Regions from separate parts of the Homo sapiens genome. Here regions 2 and 3 are each linked to region 1. A link is a contact called in ENCODE Hi-C or POLR2A ChIA-PET data. All regions are on one chromosome and are shown on one strand. Each heading gives the region's core, a stretch centred on a gene start or an enhancer-like site at or near the end of the contact. The rest is flanking DNA. Distances are from core to core; before and after follow the strand shown.

Region 1 (3,590 bases), core at 1-2,500:
CCCGACGTGGTGACACGTGCCTGAAGTCCCAGCTACTCGGGAAGCTGAGGCAGGAGAATCGCTTGAACCTGGGAGGCGGAGGTTGCAGTGAGCCAAGATCGCGCCACTGCACTCCAGCCTGGGCATCAGAGCGAGACTCCTTCTCAAAAAAAAAAAAAAAAAAAAAAAAGAGGGAACGAAGGTTATCTGAGCTGCAGCGATCCAGGCAGGGAAGAGGTCAGGACCCCACTGTCCTGTCTCCCAGGCAGGCTGAAAAGCTTGGAGCTCAGGCCCCAGGCGCACAGGTGTAAGACAGGGATCTGGAGCCACAGACCTGGCTCCGGGCTCAGCTCTGCCACTTAAGTCTCTGGGGAAATAAGTAAAATGGAGACCGCAGTTCCTGCCTTTGCCCCAGGGACTCTCTCTCTCCCCCGCACCTTCAACCCCAGCTGCCCAAAACTCCTCGTGGGAACAGGAAGAGAGGTCTCAAACCGAACCAAGCTGGGGCGCGGAACCCAGGTGGGAGAGACAAAAGAGCCCCCAACTCAGCACCCTTCTCAGTCCAGGGGAGAGGGCTTGGGGGACTCTGTGCTCCCCGGAATGTTAAGGAGCAAAGCCCACCCACCAAGTTGACCCAAAACTAGGCTGCAACAAGTGCCTCCCAGGCTCGGTCTCCCACTGGCTGGGACTTGAAGACTCCCTCTCGCTCCCAGGGGTCGCCTCCCTCGCCGGCGAAGGCCCTGCCAGCTGACACCGGCCGGCCCACCCCCATCCCGCAATTAGGCGGGAGACAAAATGACATCATGCACGGCTTGGCCCGGGTCCCAAGAGACCCGCCCGTCCCAGCTCCGAGGCCCAACAGGCCTGGGGAGCCGCGAGGGACGCCCAAGAGCCCCCCAGCTTTACGCGCGCCCCTGCCTCAGAGGGCCCAGGACGCAGCATTTCCGCGGAAACACCCCACCCCCAACACACACACACACCCCAGCTTGGTGGGAGCCTGGGGAGGGTCGGGGGTATCTGGGTGGGGGAGGGGTGAGTTAAAGGGAGGGGGAGGGGCCCAAGCCCTCCCGGCTCGTCTCACCAGCGCGTCCGCCGAGACATCCCCCCGGCCCGGACCGCGCCGCGCTCGCCCGCCCGCCGGCAGAGCCCGGAGCGGGAGCCGGGCCGGGGTCAGGACCCGGGCTGCTCCGGCCGCTCCGGGCCCCGGGCCGCGCTCGAAGGCGTCAGCGTGTCAGCAGGTCCCGCGCTCCTCGCTCGCAGGAACTGCAGTCGCCGCCGGCGCGGGTTGAAGCACTTTTCTATCTCCCGCCAAGCGCGTCGGCGCCGCCCAGTCCTGGCGCGCGGGCGCCGGGGGAGGGGCCTGAGTGAGGGGCGGAGCCAGGGGGCGGGGCGGGGCGGGGCCTGCGGGGCGGCACCTGCCCAGACCCTCCAGGGCCGGCTGCAGGACAGGGGCGGCGGCCGCTACTTCGGAGTTGTGGAGCGGGCCGGGATGTGACCGAGGCCTGGCTCACGTGTCAGTCCGGGGCGGCCCAGGAGTATCCCACATAGCGAAGACCGAGGAAGGGGAGCGAGGCGCGAGCATGGGAGAGCCAGCCAGGGAAAGCGCCAGGGCGGAATCCCCCACGCTAGTCCAAGCCACTACTGGGTCCCTAGAGCCGCACCCTAAAGCGGCTCCTCACCCTACCTGTGCCTCTCCCTGCTTCCTCTCCTGCCTCCAAGAGACCCTCCTTAATAGACTTTATTTTTTGTTGTTCATTTTTCTTAGAGGCAGGGTCTTGCTCTGTCGCCCAGGCTGGAGTGCAGTTTCGCGATCATAGCTCACTGCAACCTCCACCTCCTAGGCTCAAGCGATCCTCCTACCTCAACTCACGGGTAGCTAAGACCAGGCACTCGCCACTACACCCGGCTGATTTTTTTTTTTTTTTTTTTTGAGACGGTGTCTCGCTTTGTCGCCAGGCTGGAGTGCAGTGGCGCGATCTTGACTCACTGCAACCTCCACCTCCCGGGTTCAAGCGACTCCCCCGCCTCAGCCTCCCAAGTAGCTGGAACTACAGGCGCACACCACCACGCCCGGCAATTTTTTTTTTTTTTTTTTTTTTTTTTTAGTATTTTAGTAGAGACGAGGTTTCACCATGTTGGCCAGGATGGTATAGGTCTCCTGACCTCGTGATCCGCCCGCCTCGGCCTCCCAAAGTGCTGGAATTACAGGAGTGAGCCACTGCGCTTTTTTTTTTTTTTTTAAGAGAAGGGGGTGTCTTGCTATGTTGCTGTTGCCTAGACTGGTCTAGAAACTCCTGGGCTCAAGAGATCCTGCCGCTTTGTCCTCCCAAAGTGCTGGGATTGCAGGCGTGAGCTCTTTCCAGAATTTAAAACCATCCTCCTCTCCCTCAGGGTAAATTCCTTACTCCACAATCACATTTATCTGATCTTCCAGACCACCACCCAGCCCTGGCCAAAAGAAACGGCCTCTTTGCCTTTGCCTGAGCCATTACCCAGGGCAGGAACACTTCCTGCCCCTCCCACGTGGCTGATTCCTATTTAATTTGGGGTCCACTGCCCACAATCTGCCTGTAGACTTCTGCATTTCCCCCTTTGAACTGGGAGCATCCTGAGGTCCAGGTGGCCTCTCAATGCACACCAGTATCTCCAGGGCCCAGTAGAAGACCTGACATAAGAAGCCCCAGGCAAAGGTTTGTTGCATTGAATTGTTTACCTTGGGTTTAAACTCCCAGAGATTAGCCCAGATTTAGTGGCTCATGCCAGTAATCCTAGCAGTTTGGGAGGCCGAGGTGGGAGAACTGATTCAGTCCAAAAGTTTGAGACCAGCCTGGGGATCAGAGTGAGACCCTGTCTTTACAAAAAATTAAGAAATTACCTGGCTGTGGTGGTGAATGCCTGTAATCCCAGCTACTTGGGAAGCAGAGGCAGGAGGATTGCTTGAGCCCAGGAGTTCGAGGGGCTCAAGCCCTTGTCATCCCGCCACTGCACTCCAGCCTGGGCGACAGACAGTGAGACTGTCTTTCCTTGAGATTTAGCAAAGGTTTTCTATATTAGATTGACATTTACCAAGTACCAAGGATCAAGTCACACTGGACTTCCTGGGAGCAGTGCTGAGAGGAAGATAAATGAGCTCTGAGACAGGACGCTGAAGAAACCAAATCAAACCCCAGCCTTTTAGCCCCTGTTCAGGCCTCAGAGCCCCCTTCCAGAAGCTGCTGGCCACCTGGGGACAGTCCAGCCACCAGCTGCTGCAAACTTCACTTACCACAGAAGGAAGACTAACTCACATCTTAAGTGCTAGAAGCTTCCACATCACTTAATTCAGGGTTTCTCCCGCCCACTCCCCTTATAAAGTAATTAATGTGGACATGCCCACTTCATTGAAAGCACAGCCTCCACAGCCAAACTTCCTGGGGTTTGAGTCCCAGCTCCACCATTCAGTTGCGGTATCTTAGGCAAATTACTTAACTTTTTTTTTTTTTTTAGACCAAGTCTTGCTTTATTGCCCAGACTGGAGTGCAGTGGTGTGATCTTGGCTCACTGCAACCCCCACTTCCCGGATTCAAATGATTCTCCCACCTCAGCCTCTCGAGTAGCTAGGACTACAGGAA
Region 2 (3,590 bases), core at 1,091-3,590, 2.7 Mb before region 1:
CATACAGATATCAGAGCAGACGGAAATTTCTCCCTGCAAGCGCTCAGTCTCATCCCAGCAAGTCAAAGACCTCCTGGCCAAGTCCTGCCCTCTTAAGTCTCCAGGAACGCTGCAGGGAAAACCCAGCTGAGGCCTGGGCCTAGACTGTGGTGAGGTCACTAGATTCTACTGCTCTTCCCCCACATTAATACCTTTTCCTTCCTCAGAGAGAAATCTCCCCTAACCTGAATTGCAGCCCCCTCCAGTTTGCTTTCCTTTGGCCTTCCAGACCCCAGGAAGTTGGCCTTCCCTTCCTAGTGCTATGGTTTCTGCCATTGGCCATGATTTCAGGGAGCTGGCTGAGGCCGGCTGAGGCCACACCTGTGCCAGTGGGGCTTCCCTGGTGCTGCAGCACTTGTAAACCACACACACAGCCTCTCTCCCTGGACATACGTTAGCACATTGGCATTCAGTATTGGTGGCCTGGCATGGTAGGTACTACCCAATGAAGAGTGTACTATATATTTTCATTACTATAGGCCATACTTATACAGACGTGTATATATATTTATATAAGATCTACCTATCTTAGGATGGAACCTTGGGGAAAAATAAAATTGAGGGGAAGTAAAAAGTATGTAACACTTCCAGTTGTGAGCCAAGATTGTAACCAGAGAGCAGCCAGGAGCTTCCTGTCAGTAACCATGTTTTCAATAAATACTCTTTCATGTACAAACTGTGGTTCCTGTTAACAGCTGTTTGTCTGTACTTGCCCCCTGCCCAATGGTGAAGATTTCACCTTGACAAGACTTGATCTCCATGTATCTGGGAGACTCTGGAGAGCTCCAGCTGGAGCCCTTAGTCACCTTCCAAGAGTCCCTTCCTCCTCATCATTCGCTCCTCCCACACATACACACACACAGACACACACCTGCTGGTTAAGAGTGTTCACAGATTGCTGCACTGGGACGAAGCGTTTTCTGCTCAACCCTGCTGGGTACAGCAAGGTAAGGCATACTGTACACCCCCATGAACACATCCTCCCTCTTCTCCCTGCCAGGGACACAGCCAGGGAACAGCTCGAGTACTTGTGCCTTACAAAGAAGACACGCTCTTTACCCTGTGTGTTGCCTGTGCATAGTGCCCAGCCTTCCAGCTGGTGTTTTAGGCTGTTGCTCCAAACCTTGGCCTTGGTAGCTGGGAGACTTAAATGAGGGTGGTGATGAAAATAGATCTCTTGCCTCTGAGAGAGAAGGGTGTGAGGACAGGCTCTTTCAAAAGGCATAGAAAGTGCATGCAATACAAGCCTGAGGACTGAATAAAGCCAAGACCTTGGGCAGTGATGGGTACCATTGTAGGTGCTTGGTAAGCACTGAATGAACTAATGCCTGCATGATGCCAGCTGGCGGCGGTGACAGCCGCAGTTTGCATAAAACACTGCTTACACTCTGGCCTTGAGCCTTCTGTTCAGAGGGGCCAGGGATCCCAGCTGAGTCACTTGTAAGGATCCATGTTTGCAGCTGGTCTTACTGCCAGAGAGCCCAGGAGGAGGCTAGAGGAGGGCGAAAGGCACAAAACTGGGTCTGAATGTGCAACCCTAGCTTGCCCTGGCCTAATGTTCTTGACTGCAAATGCTGCCCTTTTAATCCATCCCGCAAGATGAAGAAAATCTGAACTCCCTAGGCTGGCATTTTGGGGCCACTGCAACCTGCCTCTTGGCTACTTTAACCACCACAGTTACAAACAACCTGTGAGCCCCAGGCACGGCTGGAGCTTTCTCACCCTCCTTTAGGATTCTCCCATTTCCTCTATCTGGGATGCTCTCTCCCTACTCAACCTATTGAAGTTGAGATAATTCTTAGAAAGTTTCATACAGAAAATATTTCACAAATGTTTCGTATTACTTCTGGATCGCCCAAGTTTTAAGTTGTAATGGCCCCAGCTGGCCTGAGCTCCCAGAAGAAAAAGCCCATGAGATACTTATCTTCGTGGTTCATTCCATGGTTGCCCAGCATTAGACTGGACATAAGAAAAACAATTTGTTCAGTAAAAGTAAACAAGTTACCATTTTTTGGATGCTCACTGTATGCAGAACACTAGCAGGCACCGGGGTTCCAAAGCAAGCCCCTGATTGAGCGCGGGAGAGACGCAGACAATTACACGGCTGTGCTCTGAGCCTGAGGGACTTCGCGGAGGACAAAACTACGCTGTACCTCAGAAAGACCAGACCACCTCAGAACCCGACCACAACAGACGCCCCGCCCCCGTGCTGCCCCGCCCCGCCTTTTCGCCCCGGCTCCGCCCAGCCCCTGGGTAGCTTCCGGCGGAAGTTACCGCCCGTGCCGCGGTTCGGCGGCGGCATCCGGCCTCGCACTTCCGGTGGGGAGATTCCGGCCTGGAGCTCCCAGGGCCGAGGTGAGTGGGTGTGCGGCCGGCCTCCCGGCGCACTCCCAGAGGCTGGGGGGCCGGGGCTGGAGAAGGGAAGCGGGCTCCCCACCCGGGATCTGCGCGGGTTGACATGGGGCACGCCACGCCCCTGCCCCTCCCCGGGCCTCAGTTTCGCCGTCTGTGGAGGGGGCAGGGGTCTCCAAGCGCCCTCCTGCAAGGCACCTGCCGGACGCCGGCTCATCTGGTATTTCCTGAGCACCTGCGACGTCCTGGGTGCGGGACCCGGGCCGGAATCGGACACGGCCCTGCCCTCTGAGGGGCTGCTTCCCGCGGTGGGATTGGGGCGGGCAGTAAACACGTGAGCAAACAAGGAAACGTCAGAGGTGGGAGTGCCACGAGGATTGGGAGGGGTGGGGCATTGGAGAAAGTATTCAGCCAAGCGGAGGTCTGCGGAAGGGAGCTGAAGGCAGGAAGAGCAGCAAGTAAAGAAAAACACAGGTTTGATGTGTTTGACACGTGGCAGGGGGCCGCTGTGGCGGGTGCTGGGACCAGTGGCAGAAGAATGAGGTTACAGAGGCCTTCCTTGTGGACCAGGCTGAGGAGCTGGGCTTAGCCTTAGGGCATGATCTGTTTCGTGTGCCATCTCTCTGGCTGCTTTATAGATTCCAGGCCTTAGGGGCGAAAGAGGAAACAGGGAGACCAGTTAGACCAGTGGCAGTCAGCAGGTGAAAGATAATTGTGGCTTAGACTGTGGTAGTGGGAATGGAGAGGAAGAGAAGTAGAGGGGTCAAGAAGTGTATTGAAAGTGGAACTGACAGGGCAGGATTTGAGAAATGACAGAAATAAGTGGTCAAAGATGACTTCATCATAGATTTTTGGTTTTGGCTTAAGTAACCAAGTGTATTATGCTGGCATTTACTAAATGACTTTGGGATAGATTGGGAGCGTGAGAAATAATTACGAAATCTTCTTAGGGCATCTTAAGTTTTAGATATTTGGAGTGCAGCTACCAAATAGGCAGTTAGATATATGAGTCTGATACAGAAAAGGTCAGGGCTGATGTAAAGAATTTAGAAATCATTGGCAAGTGGATTGGGTAGGATGAGATTATGTAGGGTAAGATTTAAGAGAGAAGAGAAGCCAGGTTCCAAGCTTTAGGCACCCAATTTTTATAGATTGAGTTGACAAGAAGGTGCCAGCAAAAAAGACCAATAAGGAGTCCA
Region 3 (3,590 bases), core at 513-3,012, 2.1 Mb before region 1:
AAATCCCTTTATCGCCAGACATCTGGGGAGAAAACACATTTGTTGGAATGTGGAGTACACTTTTGGGCATAGCAAAGGTCAGTGGGTGAGCTTTCCCCTTAATTTTATATATATATATATATATATATATATATGCTCACATACACACACACACATATATATGTATACACACACACATATATATGTGTATATATATGAGATATAGATGGGGTTATGCCATCTCTACTAAAAAATATATATTTACATATATATATATATAGAGAGAGAGAGAGAGAGATTGAGAGAGAGAGATAGACAGAGACAGACACACACACACACTCTGTCGCCCAGGCTAGAGTGCAGTGGTGCGCTCGGCTCACCGCAACCTCTGTCTCCACGGTTCAAATGATTCTTGTGCCTCAGCCTCCCGAGTAGCTGAAATTACAGGCATGCACCACCATGCCTGGATAATTTTTGTATTTTTAGTAGAGACAGGGTTTTGCAATGTTGGCCAGGCTGGTCTCGAACTCCTGACCTCAAGTGATCCGCCCACCTTAGCCCCCCAAAGTGTTGGGATTATAAGGTGTGAGCTACCGCGCCCAGCCTCCCCTTAATCTCATCACTCTGATCCAAAATAAAGCAACCAAATTCATAGGCTAGAAATACCAAGAAGGGCGGGGAGTTGGGTGTGGGTAAAGCTTGGTTGGGGCTAGGAAGTAGGGACACACTGGATAGGGAGGGTCTTGTATGACTTCAGGGAAGTGTTCGAGATAACTTCGTGTGGGGGGATGGAATTGGGAGGAGGGACTGCTGGAAGAAATGGTGTAGGTGGGGTGTATGAACTTCTTTCCCAGGAGGGAGCAAATTACATTACCCCTATGTCTAGCAAAAAAGCTGACGGAAAAAAGGAGGCTACTGAAAATTGGATGGAAGGCTGGGGTTCTGGGCACTTAATCACTCACCATGAGGGTCATCAGCTCCTGCTGTAGCCTGAAAAAAGAGTATTCGGGGTTACCTGGGAGTCTGGATGGGCCAGGCCTCCAGACGGTGCATCTTCTCCCACCTGAATCTCAGGGGGAGCCGTCATGGAGGCTCCCCACATCACCAAGGTCAGGCTCAGCTCAGGGTATACTCACCAGATCCACAGGACGATCCTAGCGAGTCCTCACCCTCCCTAATTCCAGACTCCCTCGGGATGATTCTGGCATGTTCTTAATTCCCCAGGCTTTAGCATCTCTTCCTTGCCCGACTCAACTTCTCCCTTCCCCTGTCTCGGCCAAGTCACGAGGGTCCTTGAGCGTCTTCATCTAGGCCCACCAGGGAAGGAGTCTGGCAGCGCCCCTACCCTCCCATTCTCCTTCGGGAGAGTCTCAAAGAGCGGTCTGAGCTCCTGGCCTGTCCCCCATCTCTCGAATCTCACCCGCGCAAGGAGGTGGGAGTCCCGGAAGTCTCCGCCCTCGACACCCATGCCCAGGGGAATGCCAGGCCCCGAGCTCCTGGTGTGTTCTCCTGCACCCGCAGATCTCCCGCTCCAGGAGGTGGCGGCGGGGGGTGGTCCTAGAAATCTTTGCTCTGGGTACCAATGCCTAGGGCATGGCAGGCCCGGCGAGTGGTAGGCCGCATCACTCACCTTTTGCCCACCGGACCCCGGGCGGCGCCCCCGCTCGGCTCAGCTCCTTTACGGGCGGCGGCGACGCTAGTGGCGGCTGGGTCGCGGTTTTGGGAAGCCATCCGGGCGGCGTTGGCAGAGAGACAGGAACTCGGAGAACACGACTGCAACTGCAGGACTGCGGGCCCGCCCGCCCGCGTTTGAATTGTAACCCTCTGGGGGCGTCGACCAATCAATGGCTCGCTTGGGTTTGATCCAGCCAATGAGACGCTCCGGAGCGCTCTATTGCTGCGCCACTGCTAGACCTACCCACTGGCGCACCGCTATTGGGCGGCAGAATCCCGCTTCTGACAACCGATTGGTAGATGATGCTGCCATTAACTAACGAATCCGTAGCGAATTGGTGGCCGTTGGAAAACGCTAACCATTAAAGGGCCAAGAAAACGTCCACGTGGGATGAACCCCTCCTTCTGGCTACACGTCTTACTCCGCGTGGGAACACTCGGCACGCCCAGCCTTGATCCAATTTCCCTCGGGCAGGGAGTGCCTCCAATCCTGCAGCACTGGTACCCTCCCACCATTATAATCGCCTGGGCACCTTTGCTGCGTCCTAAGTATCTGAAAATCCCAGCGAGGGGAAAAACTAAAGGCTGATGGCCAGAGCAGCAGGCTCCCTATTAGAAAACATAGGTCCATACATCTCCGCAGAGATGACAGAAATAAAAAAAGGCAACATTGGTTCAGGCTGGTCGCAGTGGCTCACGTCCGTAATCCCGAACACTTTGGAAGGCCCAGGCAGGAGGATCACTTGAACCCAGGAGTTCGAGACCAGCCTGAGCAACAGGATAGGGAGACCTGTCTCTACTTAAAAGAAAAAAAAAAAAAAAGAAAAGAAAAAAAAAAAAGGCTGGTGAGGTGGCACGAGCCTGTAGTCCCAGCTACTGGCGAGGCTGAGGCGGGAGAATCGCTTGAGCCAGAGGCTGCACTCTAGCCTGGGCAACAGAGCAAGACTGTCTTCAAACAAACAAAAACCCCAACAACACAGGTTCATATCCTGTATATCCTACCTCCCCAGTGGGTAGTGTGTAACCTTGGGGCGGGTCCTTTAGTATCTTAACCTGTAAAATGGGAGCAATAAAAGCCAACTCTATTTTTCATATGATCTGTCATCAAACTCCATCGCATTCTGCCATGTCCTTACATTAGCTGGGTAAGGAAACTACAAATGGGCAAAGGGAAGACGGGCAGGGTACATGGTGCTCCCAGGTTGGTCTTATCAAGCCTGGCTCTATACTGTTATGGGTGAGGGTTATCTCGTCCTTTTTTCCTACACCCACTTCTAGAGCCCTTGATGTTCTGTCAATTCCCACAAGGTAGAGGGCACAGCAGGTTCACCATCTGTGTTTACTACAAACTGTTTAATTGTTTCTTATCCCAATAACTTTACAAATATAGAACCACATGCTAGTCTGGGGGTGCTGTGCAGTGAGTCACTACAAACTCGCTCAGGCACAGCTTAATGCCGCTGAGATCCATCTAGGAGCAGTCCCAGCGGTGGCCTCAGCCACGTGAGGAAGAGGGCTTTGGAGGAGGGCTGCCAAGTGTGGCCAGGGGACCCGGCCTCAGGTCTGTGGAGGTGCTTCAACAGCACGATGCTCATTCTCTGTCCGTAGTGTCTCCATATACTTTCTCATCTTCTCCACCATCCAGGAGGGTAGGACAAAGGATTTCAATTCCTCTAGCTTCAGATCCAGGCATCCTCTGGAACAGACATTGAAGAGAGAAGTTGGGGGAAGTGAGGATGTAGGCCCTGCCTCATTCTAGGGGCTATTTGGAGGCAGGGAGAGGAGAAGGGGCAGGAGACCCACTGGTTTTACCTGTAATCATCACTGGCCGCAAGGTCCCGGATGTCCTCCTCGATGAGGAGGTAGGCCTGAGGCAGGAGCAAGGGAGAGTGGTCATTGCCTGATTCATTTCACTCCAACTCAGTAACACTTCATTA

What was found. A loop is a pair of places that touch in the nucleus more often than their neighbours do. ChIA-PET counts read pairs that join two places held with the same protein, here RNA polymerase II (POLR2A). Pooled maps may share reads with other maps.
Region 2: a map with no recorded cell type shows a loop between it and region 1 (25-fold over the local background). The contact joins the promoter of SLC35H1 here to the promoter of MYBL2 in region 1. A Hi-C loop is called at or near these places in 1 of 37 single-sample maps with no recorded cell type and 3 of 50 pooled maps. POLR2A ChIA-PET finds 5 or more read pairs at or near these places in 1 of 52 experiments (OCI-LY7).
Region 3: a loop to region 1 is called in a pooled map, with 2.4 times the contacts of the local background. The contact joins the promoter of UBE2C here to the promoter of MYBL2 in region 1. A Hi-C loop is called at or near these places in 1 of 50 pooled maps. POLR2A ChIA-PET finds 5 or more read pairs at or near these places in 2 of 52 experiments (Panc1 and activated CD4-positive, alpha-beta T cell).

Annotation. Positions count from the first base shown.
Region 1 is chr20:43,664,774-43,668,363 of GRCh38, reverse strand. MYBL2 (MYB proto-oncogene like 2) reads right to left here and starts at 1,250. Exons shown (of 14, transcript NM_002466.4): 1 at 1,061-1,250. The coding sequence starts at 1,080. RefSeq lists enhancers at 345-394, 1,161-1,455 and silencers at 1,045-1,424, 1,161-1,455.
Region 2 is chr20:46,363,175-46,366,764 of GRCh38, reverse strand. It overlaps SLC35H1 (solute carrier family 35 member H1), which reads left to right and starts at 2,340. Exons shown (of 10, transcript NM_015945.12): 1 at 2,340-2,394. LOC124904917 (a long non-coding RNA gene) reads right to left here and starts at 2,226. Exons shown (of 3, transcript XR_007067614.1): 1 at 2,045-2,226. It overlaps ELMO2 (engulfment and cell motility 2), which reads left to right. Exons shown (of 22, transcript NM_133171.5): 22 at 1-715. RefSeq lists a silencer at 2,200-2,619.
Region 3 is chr20:45,810,816-45,814,405 of GRCh38, reverse strand. UBE2C (ubiquitin conjugating enzyme E2 C) reads right to left here and starts at 1,762. Exons shown (of 6, transcript NM_007019.4): 1 at 1,610-1,762; 2 at 942-969; 3 at 1-22. The coding sequence starts at 1,710. It overlaps DNTTIP1 (deoxynucleotidyltransferase terminal interacting protein 1), which reads right to left. Exons shown (of 13, transcript NM_052951.3): 12 at 3,466-3,521; 13 at 2,988-3,349. The coding sequence ends at 3,211. RefSeq lists a silencer at 1,770-1,959.